Linked DNA regions of Homo sapiens: region 2 is linked to region 1. A link is an interaction called in ENCODE POLR2A ChIA-PET data of the cell type or tissue named here. Cell type or tissue: B cell. All regions are shown on one strand. Links, peaks and the distances in the headings refer to the core of each region. The heading gives the core; the rest is flanking DNA. Region 1 holds the start of WDR45 (WD repeat domain 45). Region 2 overlaps LOC105373195 (a long non-coding RNA gene).

Evidence for each region. ChIA-PET counts read pairs that join two places held together with the same protein. Peaks named below come from ENCODE experiments on the same cell type or tissue, not always from the same donor. Only the 100,000 strongest peaks of a DNase experiment are listed, where the experiment ranks them.
Region 2: POLR2A ChIA-PET joins it to region 1 with 12 read pairs; 6 of 35 experiments call an interaction of 5 or more read pairs at or near these places.

The regions. Positions count from the first base shown.
Region 1 is chrX:49,077,513-49,082,858 of GRCh38, reverse strand. It overlaps WDR45 (WD repeat domain 45), which reads left to right and starts at 2,972. Exons shown (of 11, transcript NM_001029896.2): 1 at 2,972-3,108; 2 at 4,747-4,818; 3 at 4,948-5,022; 4 at 5,112-5,216. The coding sequence starts at 4,764. It also overlaps the pseudogene RNU4-52P. RefSeq lists silencers at 2,203-2,272, 2,515-2,809 and enhancers at 2,515-2,809, 2,521-3,021, 4,471-5,346. In B cell, for the core only: no CTCF peak of the experiment used is centred there; a DNase peak (open chromatin) is centred at 2,768; H3K4me3 peaks cover 1,739 bases; H3K27ac peaks cover 2,289 bases.
Region 2 is chrX:49,136,264-49,141,634 of GRCh38, reverse strand. LOC105373195 (a long non-coding RNA gene) reads left to right here. Exons shown (of 3, transcript XR_007068230.1): 3 at 1-2,030. Among named protein-coding and RNA genes, the nearest start is that of GPKOW, 15 kb to the right of the region's middle. In B cell, for the core only: no CTCF peak of the experiment used is centred there; no DNase peak of the experiment used is centred there.

The DNA of each region.
Region 1 (5,346 bases), core at 347-5,346:
GCCTGTAATCTCAGTTACTCAGGAGGCTAAGGCAGGAGAATCACTTGAACCCAGGAAGCAGAGGTTGCAGTGAGCCGAGATCGTGCCACTGCAGTCCAGCCTAGGTGACAGAGTGAGACTCCATCTTAAAAAAAAAGAAAGAAAGAAAAAGAAAAACCAAGAGAGTGAGAGGAAGAAATTGTGGGTTTCACTAGAAAGTCACAGGAGAGGGCAGAGAAGTGATTGCTGGTTTGGCAAGATTATTATTCATCAGTGGTCTGGTTAAGAGCAGTCCCAAAGACACAGGAGTGACAAACACCAAATTGAATTGAGTTGAATATGGTCTGGGACATGAGGAAGTGGAGTCTGAAGAAAGCCAGATGATTGGCCTTGTTGAGGAGCACAGTAATGGAATCATGCCAAGGGGAGTATATAGGGCCAAAATTCACAAGTAAATATATACATGGGAATTGACGACACAGTATCTGAAACAACCTAGGCAGCCATCAGTTGGGGAAGGGCTGAACAATGCTACATAATATCATGAACCAGTTAAAAAGGATGAGTTAAAAAGATGTTCTTATATATTAATATATGAAAAAACAGAAGCATCAAAACAATACTTCAAAAAAAGTAAAGGGGGGATTTCATCAATGTGAAACCCTGATTGTATTAAAAGTATGAGATTTCTCTGTATTTTTTCTTTAATATTCAGTCTTCATAGACTGTCAAAAATTGCCAATGCCGACTATATTGCAAGTCTTCGGGGCGGGGTATTGGGAAGTTTCCAATTAGCAATATCCACACCTTGGCTAAACCTCATTGGCTATGATACTGCCACTGCAAAAAGCATATTTCTTTTTTTTCAAGAATATTCTTTTTTTTTTTTTTTTTTTGGAGACAGGGTTTCCCTCTGTTGCCCAGGCTGGAGTGCAGTGGCGCGATCTTGGCTCACTGCAACCTCTGCCTTCTGGGTTCCAATGATTCTCCTGCCTCAGCCTCCCAAGTAGGGGACTTACAGGTGCCCGCCACCACGCCCGGCTAATTTTTTGTATTTTAGTAGAGAGGAGGTTTCACCGTGTTACCCAGGGTGGTCTCAAACCCCTGAGCTCAGGCAATCCACCTGCCTCGGCCTCCCAAATTGCTGGGATTACAGGCATGCACCACCATGCCCAGCCCTTTTTTTTTGAGACGGGAATTTCGCTCGTCTCCCAGGCTGGAGTGCAATGGCAGGATCTGGGCTTGCTGCAACCTCCGCCTCCTAGGTTTAAGTGGTTCTCCTGCCTCAGCCTCCCCAGTAGCTAGGATTACAGGCGCGTGTCACCACGCCCGGCTTTTTTTTTTTTTTTCGAGACAGAGTCTCACTCTATTACCCAGGCTGGAGTGCAGTGGTGCGATCTCTGCTCACTGCAACCTCCTCCTCCTGGCTTCAAGTGATTCTCCTGCCTCAGCCTCCCGAGTAGCTGGGACTACAGGCACGCACCACCATGCCTGGCTAACTTTTTGTATTTTTAGTAGAGAGGGGGTTTCACCATGCTGGCCAGGCTGATCTCGAACTCCTGACCTCATGATCTGCCTGCTTCGGCCTCCCAAAGTGCTGGGATTACAGGCGTGAGCCACCGCGCCCAGCCTATTTATTATTTCTTAATGTAAAGTTTAATTAAAAATCCTTCCAGCCGGGCGCAGTGGCTCACGCCTGTAATCCCAACACTTTGGGGGGCCGAGGCAGGCGGATCACCTGAGGTCAGGAGTTCAAGACCAGACTGATCAACAGGGAGAAACCCGGTCTCTACTAAAAATACAAAATTAGCTGGGCGTGGTGGCACATGCCTGTAATCCCAGCTACTTGGGAGGCTGGGGAGGCTGAGGCAGAAGAATCCCTTGAACCCGGGAGGCGGAGGTTGTGGTGAGCCAAGATCGCGCTAATTGCACTCCAGCCTGGGCAAAAAGAGCCAAACTCTGTTAATCAAAAAAAAAAAAAAAAAAAAAAATTCCTTCCAGTATGCATATAATTTGGGGCCTTTTTTTAAAAGCTTTATCATAGGTAGGACCTCTTTTTTTTTTTTTTTTTAACCCAAAGCATTCATACCTTTTACTATCAAAAAGCTATTTTGTATTTTGTAAAAATAAAAGCAGAGGCCGGGCGTGGTAGCTTAAGCCTGTAATCCCAGCACTTTGGGAGGCCGAGGTGGGTGGATAACCTGAGGTCAAGAGTTCGAGACCAGCCTGACCAACATGGTGAAACCCCGTCTCTACTAAAAATACAAAAATTAGATGGGCGTGGTGGCGCACGCCTGCAGTCCCAGCTACTCCGGAGGCTGAGGCAGGATAACCGTTTGAACCCGGGAGGCGGAGGTTGCAGTGAGCCGAGATCGCGCCACTGCACTCCAGCCTGGGAGACAGAGCGAGACTCTGTCTCAGAAAACAAAACTAAACAAAACACAAAAGACAAAACTCAGAGCTGGCGGGGTTGGGGGGACAGGGTGGGGAGAAAGAAAGCGAAATCTGTTCCTTGGCTTCCCGGAGCCAAGGAGGTTTCTCCACTTTCAAGGTCTCCAGGTCCGCCCCCGCCTGTAACCCCCAGCGCCGCCCCTCTGGAAGCCTGGGAGGACTGTGTGTTGCGAACCGGGGCGGCTACTCTCGGCCGCCGCGGAGGTCCGCGTCTTGTTAGCAGGGAAGGTTTACTCCCCCATTGTGGGTGACCAAGGGGCTGAGGGCTTGGCCGGTTTCGCTTTGCTGGGGGCAAGGCACGCTCTCTCTCCCCACCCTTCCGGGTTCCCTCAGACAGTCTCGGCCTTGAGGAACCCCCTTCGCCTCCGGTCCCCCAGCCAACCTTCCTCCGCTCCCCGCGCCCTCCCCGGAGAACCCCACTGTCACTCGCGATGCTCCGAAGACCCGGGAACTAGGCGAGGAAGGCGGTGGCCGCCTTTTTCCAGCTGGGGTGAGTCATTTCCTGCGACAGGCTCCCTCCCCCGGAAGTAGGGCCTGATGTAAACACCCGAGCCGGGCTCCAAGGCCCGGGAGGTCAGAAAACCGGGCCGCGGGCGGCACCGACAGCTGGGGCCCGGGTCAGGGACACGCGGAGGTCAGGCCGGTGAAGGCGGCAGGAAGCTGGAGCACGATCCCAGGGTTGGTTGGGTCTGGGGGAGGCTGGAAGTCTTTCGAGTAGGGGTCTAAGGCAGAGGTCTTGAGTGGGTGCTGGCGTTGGAAGGAGCATGCGGCTGGTCTTGGGAGAGGGGCGAGGCATCCCGGACAGAGTCTTGGAATGGAGGTGCAAAAAAGGGGTGTTGAAAGTTGGAGCTGTCCAGAGAATAACTCTAAGGCAGAGCTGTCCAAAGAAAGAGCATGAGGCATTCCAGTGGAGGGTGTAACTGAAAGAAAGGAAGGAGATTTGGACTCTTGGAGGATGGGGGAGGGAGTATGTCTGGCCAGAGTTATTGGGGAGTTGAGGATTTGAAGGGAAGTTGGGGGCTCTATGGCAGTAATCTTAGTAGGGGACTGCGCAGGCATCTTAGGGGTTGAGGTTCTCCTAGGTAGGAGTTTTGGGTGGTTTGTTTTGGGCAAGGGTCTTAGAAGGCAAGGGTGCCCTGGGGCGGGGTCTTGGATAGGGGTCTAGAGGGGGAATCTTAGGAGGATGGGGGGGGTTCCTGGGGTTGGGTCCAGGCCAGGTTATGTTGTAGTCAAGGACAGCAGAACACAAGGAAGGAGATGTCCCAGGGGTGGAAAATTTAGAGTGCTAGGGGGAATCCTAGGGTAGAGTCCCCAGGGCATAAGCCAATCTAAGGGAATGTCTAGGCTGGCCCTGAAGGGTAGTTACCAAGGCATGAGAAGGGGTCATCCCAAGGTAGGCATCCTGAAGGAGTTTGGGGAAGCCGGTTGAGGGGGAAAGGTGTGAGAGGACTCTGGGGTGGTCAAATAGGTTGGGGTACAGTTAGAAGGGTATGAGCAGAGGAGTTCCTGGGGATGGCAGACCAAGCATAGCAGTCCCAGGGCCAAGTCAGGGAGGTACAAGAAGTGCATCTCCTAGCCCACTTTTGTCTATTTATTGAGAGAGTCCGGTGCTAGGTCAGGTTTGAAGATGAGAAATGGGTTGGGAGTGGTTCCAGGCCATGTCTGGCATTGGGATCAAGATTGGCTGGCGGTGGGGAGGAGATATCACGGGGGCACCCCCTATCACATTACTTCCTGACAAGTCAGTGAGGGCCAGCATGTAAAGAGGAGGTGTGGGGTCCACGTCAGTGTGGGCCTGGAGCTTGCCAAACCTGAAAGAAGGAGGGTTCCTGGCCATGTTGTTTGGGATCTTGGGAGCTTAGAGCAGAGACCCTGGGACTCTCTGTTTTTATCTTTTTCTTCCCCCCGAGACGGAGTCTCGCTCTGTCACCCAGGCTGGAATGCAATGGCTCGATTTCGGCTCACTGCCATCTCAGCCTCTCGGGTTCAAGCAATTCTCCTGCCTCAGCCTCCTGAGTAGCTGGGATTATAGGTGCCCCCCACCACACCCGGCTAACTTTTGTATTTTTATTAGAGACGGGATTTCACCATGTTAGCCAGGCTGATCTCAAACTCCTGACCTCAGGTGATCCACCCGCCTTGGCCTCCCAAAGTGCTGGGATTACAGGCATAAGCCACCACGCCTGGCCTGTTTTTATCTTTTTTGCAGTCACTCCAGAGTCAGTAGTTAGCAGAGTAGGAGGAGGAAATCAGGTGAGGCAGAACTTGGAGGGGAGATTCCAGGACTCTTCTCATCTTTATCCCATTTGTATGCAGAGGAACAATCCTGCACCATGACTCAACAGCCACTTCGAGGAGTGACCAGCCTGCGTTTCAACCAAGACCAAAGTGAGAGAGGATTGGGCCTGTACCCTTGTGGGAGGAAGCGAGGAAAAGAGGGGTCAGAAGTGGGCCATGGGCCCCCAGCTTCCTACCTGGGCATTCTTTAAGGCAGTCTGGATTCCTTCCATCCCCCAGGCTGCTTTTGCTGCGCCATGGAGACAGGTGTGCGCATCTACAACGTGGAGCCCTTGATGGAGAAGGGGCATCTGGGTGAGCTGTTGGCAGGGGAGGGGCAATGGGCAGAAGAGCTGGGCTGGGCGTTGGCTCCCACCTCCACTGACACCCTGGTCCCTGTCCAGACCACGAGCAGGTGGGCAGCATGGGCTTGGTGGAGATGCTGCACCGCTCCAACCTTCTGGCCTTGGTGGGCGGTGGTAGTAGTCCCAAGTTCTCAGAGATCTCAGGTAAGTGCCCTCATCCTGCCCTTTGGCCCAGATTTCTCGGATTCCTGGCCTCCCACAGGCACCCCAAGGTACTGGCAGATGAAGACGTCAGAGTACTTCAGAGTCACACAGAGAGGAGGCCTACAGCTTG
Region 2 (5,371 bases), core at 236-5,235, 59 kb before region 1:
AGAATAAGATGTGGCTCTCTAGATTGGGAAAGGGGCTATATAGTAGAAAATAAGTATGTTTGTCATGAATTAGGACTGTGAAGTGATGAATGTAGTTACTGGTCCTGTGTCATTTAGGCCACCTGGAAAAAAAGATGAGAAGGACCCTGTCCGCCTTCAAAAAGGAAAGAGTAACTCTTCCTGCACTAGTGGTCACTGTAACCCATTGAACTACTAATTACCAATCCCCTTGATCCCTGCTGGAAAACAGGAGAGTATGTAACTCTAGGAATCGATGGAACTGGACTGGATCCCTGAGTAAATATTTTAGTCCAAGGGGAGGTCCACAAGCGATCTTCCAAACCAGTGTTTCAGACCTTTTATGATGAGCTGAATCTGCCAGCACCAGAGCTTCCACAAAAAAGGACAAAGAACTTGTTTCTCCAGTTAGCAGAATATGTAGCTCATTCCCTCAATGTTACTTCCTGTTATGTATGTGAGGGAACCACTATGGGAGACTGATGGCCTTGGGAAACCCAAGAATTAGTGCCTACTGATCCAGTTCCTGACATAATTCCAGTCCAGAAGGCCCAAACTAGCAACTTTTGGGTCTTGAAAACCTCTATTAATGGACAATACTGCATACCTAGAAAAGGAAAAGACTTCACCATCCCTGTAGGAAGGCTCAATTGTCTAGGACAGAAGCTGTATAAAAGCATAACAGGGACACAGGGACAGTCACCTGGTGGGGTCTAAACCATACTGAAAATAATCCCTTCAGTAAATTTCCTAAATTACAGACTGCTTAGGCCCATCCACAATCTCATCAAGACTGGATGGCTCCCGCTGGACTATACTGGATATGTAGGCACAGAGCCTACACTCAGTTACCTGATCAATGGGCAGGTAGTTGTGTCATTGGCACCATTAAGCCATCCTTTTTCCTACTGCCCATAAAAACAGGTGACCTCCTAGGTTTCCCTGTCTATGCCTCCCAAGAAAAGAGGAGCATAGCTATAGCAAATTGGAAAGATGATGAGTGGTGCCCCGAAAGGATCATACAGTACTATAGGCCTGCCACATGGGCACAAGACGACTCATAGGGATACCATACCCCCATCTACATGCTCAACTGGATCATACGGTTACAGGCCATCTTAGAAATAATCACTAGTGAAACTGGCAGAGCTTTAACTCTTTTAGCCCAGCAGGAAACCCAAATGAGAAATGCCATCTATCAGAATAGATTGGCCTTAGACTATTTGCTGGCAGCTGAAGGAGGAGTCTGTGAAAAATTCAACTTGACCAAGTGCTGTCTGCAAAGAGATGATCAAGGACAAGTAGTCAAAAATATAGTTAGAGACATGACAAAGCTGGCACATGTACCCATGCAGGTTTGGCATAGGTTTGATCCTGGATCCCTGTTTGGAAAATGGCTTCCAGCTCTAGGAGGATTTAAAACTCTTATAATAGGAATGATAATGGTGTTAGGAACCTGCATGTTACTCCCCTGTATGTTACCCATATTTCTCCAGTTACTAAGAAGCTTCGTTATCACCTTAGTTCATCAAAAGACCTCAGCACAAGTATACTACATGAATCACTATTGATCTGTCTCACAGGAAGATCTAGATAGTGAGGATGATAATGAGAACTCCCACTAGTGAGTGAGGTTCTCAAAGGGGGGAATGAGGAGAGAGGCCATTTCTCCTACTGTCCCCTATCTCCAAAGAAAAGGAGGAAGTAAAAACTGAAAAAATAACAGACTGATCAGCACCACTGGCCAGGCCCGTAGGTTAAAGATTAACCCACACCCTAACCGCTTGTGCTATCTATAGATCACAGACAATGGTATGGAGAAACACTTGCCTTGCTCACCACCCCCACCTAGCCATGTACCCCATGCTTGTTCAATCTATCACGACCCTTTCATGTGGACCCCTTAGAGCTGTAAGCCCTTAAAAGGGCCAAGAACTCTTTCTCTGGGACTCAGTTCTTGAGACGCAAGCCTGCCGATGCTCCTGGCCGAATAAAGCCTCTTCCTTCTTTAACCCAGTGTCTGAGGGGTTCTGTCTGCGGCTCGTCCTGCTACAAAATGATCCTGAGATGGGATGAGTTGGGATTCCAAAAACAGAAGCACTAAATGCCAGGGCGATAAGCCCAAAATGCATATTGGGGGAATTTACATACAGAGTGCTGCAGAGACAGATCGCTTGTGGACCTCCCCTTGGACTAAAATATTTACTCAGGGATCCAGTCCAGTTCCATCGATTCCTAGAGACAGCACTCTGTCCTTATGAGGGACAATGAGAGAAAAGGGGTGTTCTACTTAGGTATGTCCACAGCCAAAGGGTCACGGTATGGAGTTTATATGAGGCTTTAAGGAATTTGTTCAGGGCTAGGGTCAGTTTCTTTCAGTGCTTGGGCAACAACCCAGATACCTTTATCAGTGCCTGGGAATGTTCAAGGCCTTGGTTTGGGTTCAAGCCTGCTGAGAAAAACCTGCAGCTCGCTGGGTGGAAGAATGGCCAAAGCACTCTGTGATTTTAGGTCAGAACACAAAAAGAAAGGAGGAGGAACTCAGGGATCCTACACTAGGTGTGGACCTCTTTGCATTTATCTTACTTGTTCATTGAACTTCTTGGATGTGTAGATTAAAATTTCTCCATCAGGGACCCACGTGGTGACTCATGCCTATAGTCCTAGTACTTTGGGAGGCTTAGGTGGGCAGATCACTTCAGGTCAGGAGTTCAAGAGCAGCCTGACCAACATGGTGAAACCCTGTCTTTACTAAAAATACAAAATTAGCCAGGCATGGTGGTACATGCCTGTAATCCCAGCTACTCAGGAGGCTGAGGCAGGAGAATCGCTTGAACCCAGGAGGCAGAGGTTACAGTGAGCCGAGATTGCGCCATTGCCCTCCAGCCTGGGCAACAAGAGTGAAACTCCGTCTCAAAAAAAAAAAAAAAAAAAAAAAAGGCCAGGCACAGTGGTTCACGCCTGTAATCCCAGCATTTTGGGAGGCCAAGGCGGGTAGATCACCTGAGGCCAGGAGTTTGAGACCAGCCTGGCTAATATGGTGAAACCCCATCTGTAGTAAAAACTACAAAAACTAGCTGGGAGTGGTGGTGGGCACCTGTAATCCCAGCTACTCGGGAGGCTGAGGCAGAGAATTGCTTGAACCCGGGAAGTGAAGGTTGCAGTGAGCTGAGATCACGCCACTGCACTCCAGCTTGGGCAACAGAGCGAGACTTCGTCTCAAAAAAAAAAAAAAAAAAAAGGGAAGAAAGAAAGAAAGAAAGAAAGACAAAAATTAGCTTAGCATGGTTGTGGGCACCTGTAATCCCAGCTGCTCAGGAGGCTGGGGCAGGAGAATCACTTGAACCAGGGAGGTGGAGGTTGCAGTGAGCTGAGATCGAGCCACTGCACTCCAGTCTGGTTGACAGAGGGAGACTCCATCTGAAAAAAAAAGAATAAAGAAAGTTTCTCCATCAGGCTGGGCATGGTGGCTCATGCCTGTAATCCCAACAGGTTGAGAGGCCTAGGATGGAAGATCCCTTGAGCCCAGGAGTTTAAGACCACCCTGGGCATAGCAAGACCACATCTCTACAAATAATAATTTTTTTAAAAACCTGGGCATGGTGGTGTGTGCCTGTAGTCTCATCTACTTCGGAGGCTGAGGTGGGAGGATCGCTTGAGTCTGGGAGGTTGAGGCTGCAGTGAGTTGTGTTGAGCCACTGCACCCCAGCCTGGGTGACAGAGTGAGACCCCATCTCAAAAAAAAAAAAAAAAAAAAAAAACAAGTTTCTCCATCAAATGTGGGAAGTTTTTAGCTGTTATTTCTTTGGATATTTTTTTCTGTTCCTTCCTGTTTAGTCCTGATAACTAAGTAACAAGGAAGGGGCCCTAGTTCAGGAAGGGCCCCAGGATGGGGAGAACAATGAACAATTGTTCTGAGAGATGGCTAATCACAAACAACCTGCTGGCACAATGACCTCATTCCACCAGGTAGGCCCCTCCAGCATGAACCTCCAGCCCCCGCCTCTTGGCAGACAGCCCCTTCTCTGCTGCCTGTTGTACCCTGCAATGTATCTTCATACTTTCTCTAACAAATCTGCTTTTCTTTTTTCCTTTTTTTCTTTTTTTTTTTTTTTTTTGAGACAGAGTTTAGCTGTTGTTGCCCAGGCTGTAGTACAATGGCGTGATGTTGGCTCGCCGCAAACTCTGCCTCCCAGGTTCAAGCAATTCTCCTGCCTCAGCCTCCCAAGTAGCTGGGATTAATTTTGTATTTTTTTAAATAGAGACAGGGTTTCTCCATGTTGGTCAGGCTGGTCTCAAACTCCTGACCTCAGGTGATCCTCCCACCTCAGCCTCCCAAAGTGCTGGGATTACAGGCATGAGCCACCATGCCCAGACTTTTTTATTTTTTATTTTTTTAAATTTTTTTGGGGGGGACGGCGTCTCCCTCTGTTGCCAAGGCTGGAGTACAGTGGCGCAATCTTGGCTCACTGCAACCTCCGTCTCCTGGGTTCAGGCGATTCACCTGTCTCAGCCTCCCAAGTAGCTGGTATTTCAGGCATGCACCACCATGCCTGGCTAATTTTTGTATTTTTAGTAGAGATGGGGTTTCACCATGGTGGCCAGGCTGGTCTCAAACTCCTGACCTCAAATGATCCACCCACCTAGGCCTCCCAGTGTGCTGGGATTACAGATGTGAGCCACTGTGCCTGGCCTAAATTTGTTTTTCTTTTCTTTTATTTTCTTTTTTTTGAGACAGAGTCTTGCTCTGTCGCCCAGGCTGGAGTGCAGTGGCCCGATCCTGGCTCACTGCAAGCTCTGCCTCCTGGGTTCACGCCATTCCCCTGCCTCAGCCTCCCGAGTAGCTGGGACTACAGGCACCCACCACCACACCCAGCTAATTTTTTTTTTTGTATTTTTAGTAGAGATGGGGTTTCACCGTGTTAGCCAGGATGGTCTCAATCTCCTGACCTCATGATCCTCCTGCCTCGGCCTCCCAAAGTGCTGGGATTACAGGCGTGAGCCACCACGCTGAGCCAAATCTGCTTTTCTTTACCTACGACTGTCTTGGTAAATTCCTTTACTGCTTGCAACACAGGCCCCAGCTACTCGCAGCCATGATACTTCCTGTCTTCACTTCTTTTATGTATGTATGTATGTATGTATGTATGTATGTATGTATGCTTAATGTTCCCCTTTCATCTCGCATGTCTCCACTTCTGCTGCTATTGCTGTTACTTGTGTGTTGGTGCACCTAATGGTGTCCCATATTTCTCTGATGCTGTGTTCATTTTTCTTGATTCTTTCTACTGTCTGGTCTTCAGTTTGCATAATCCATATTGTTCTCTCTACTAGTTCACTGGTGCTTTTGCCT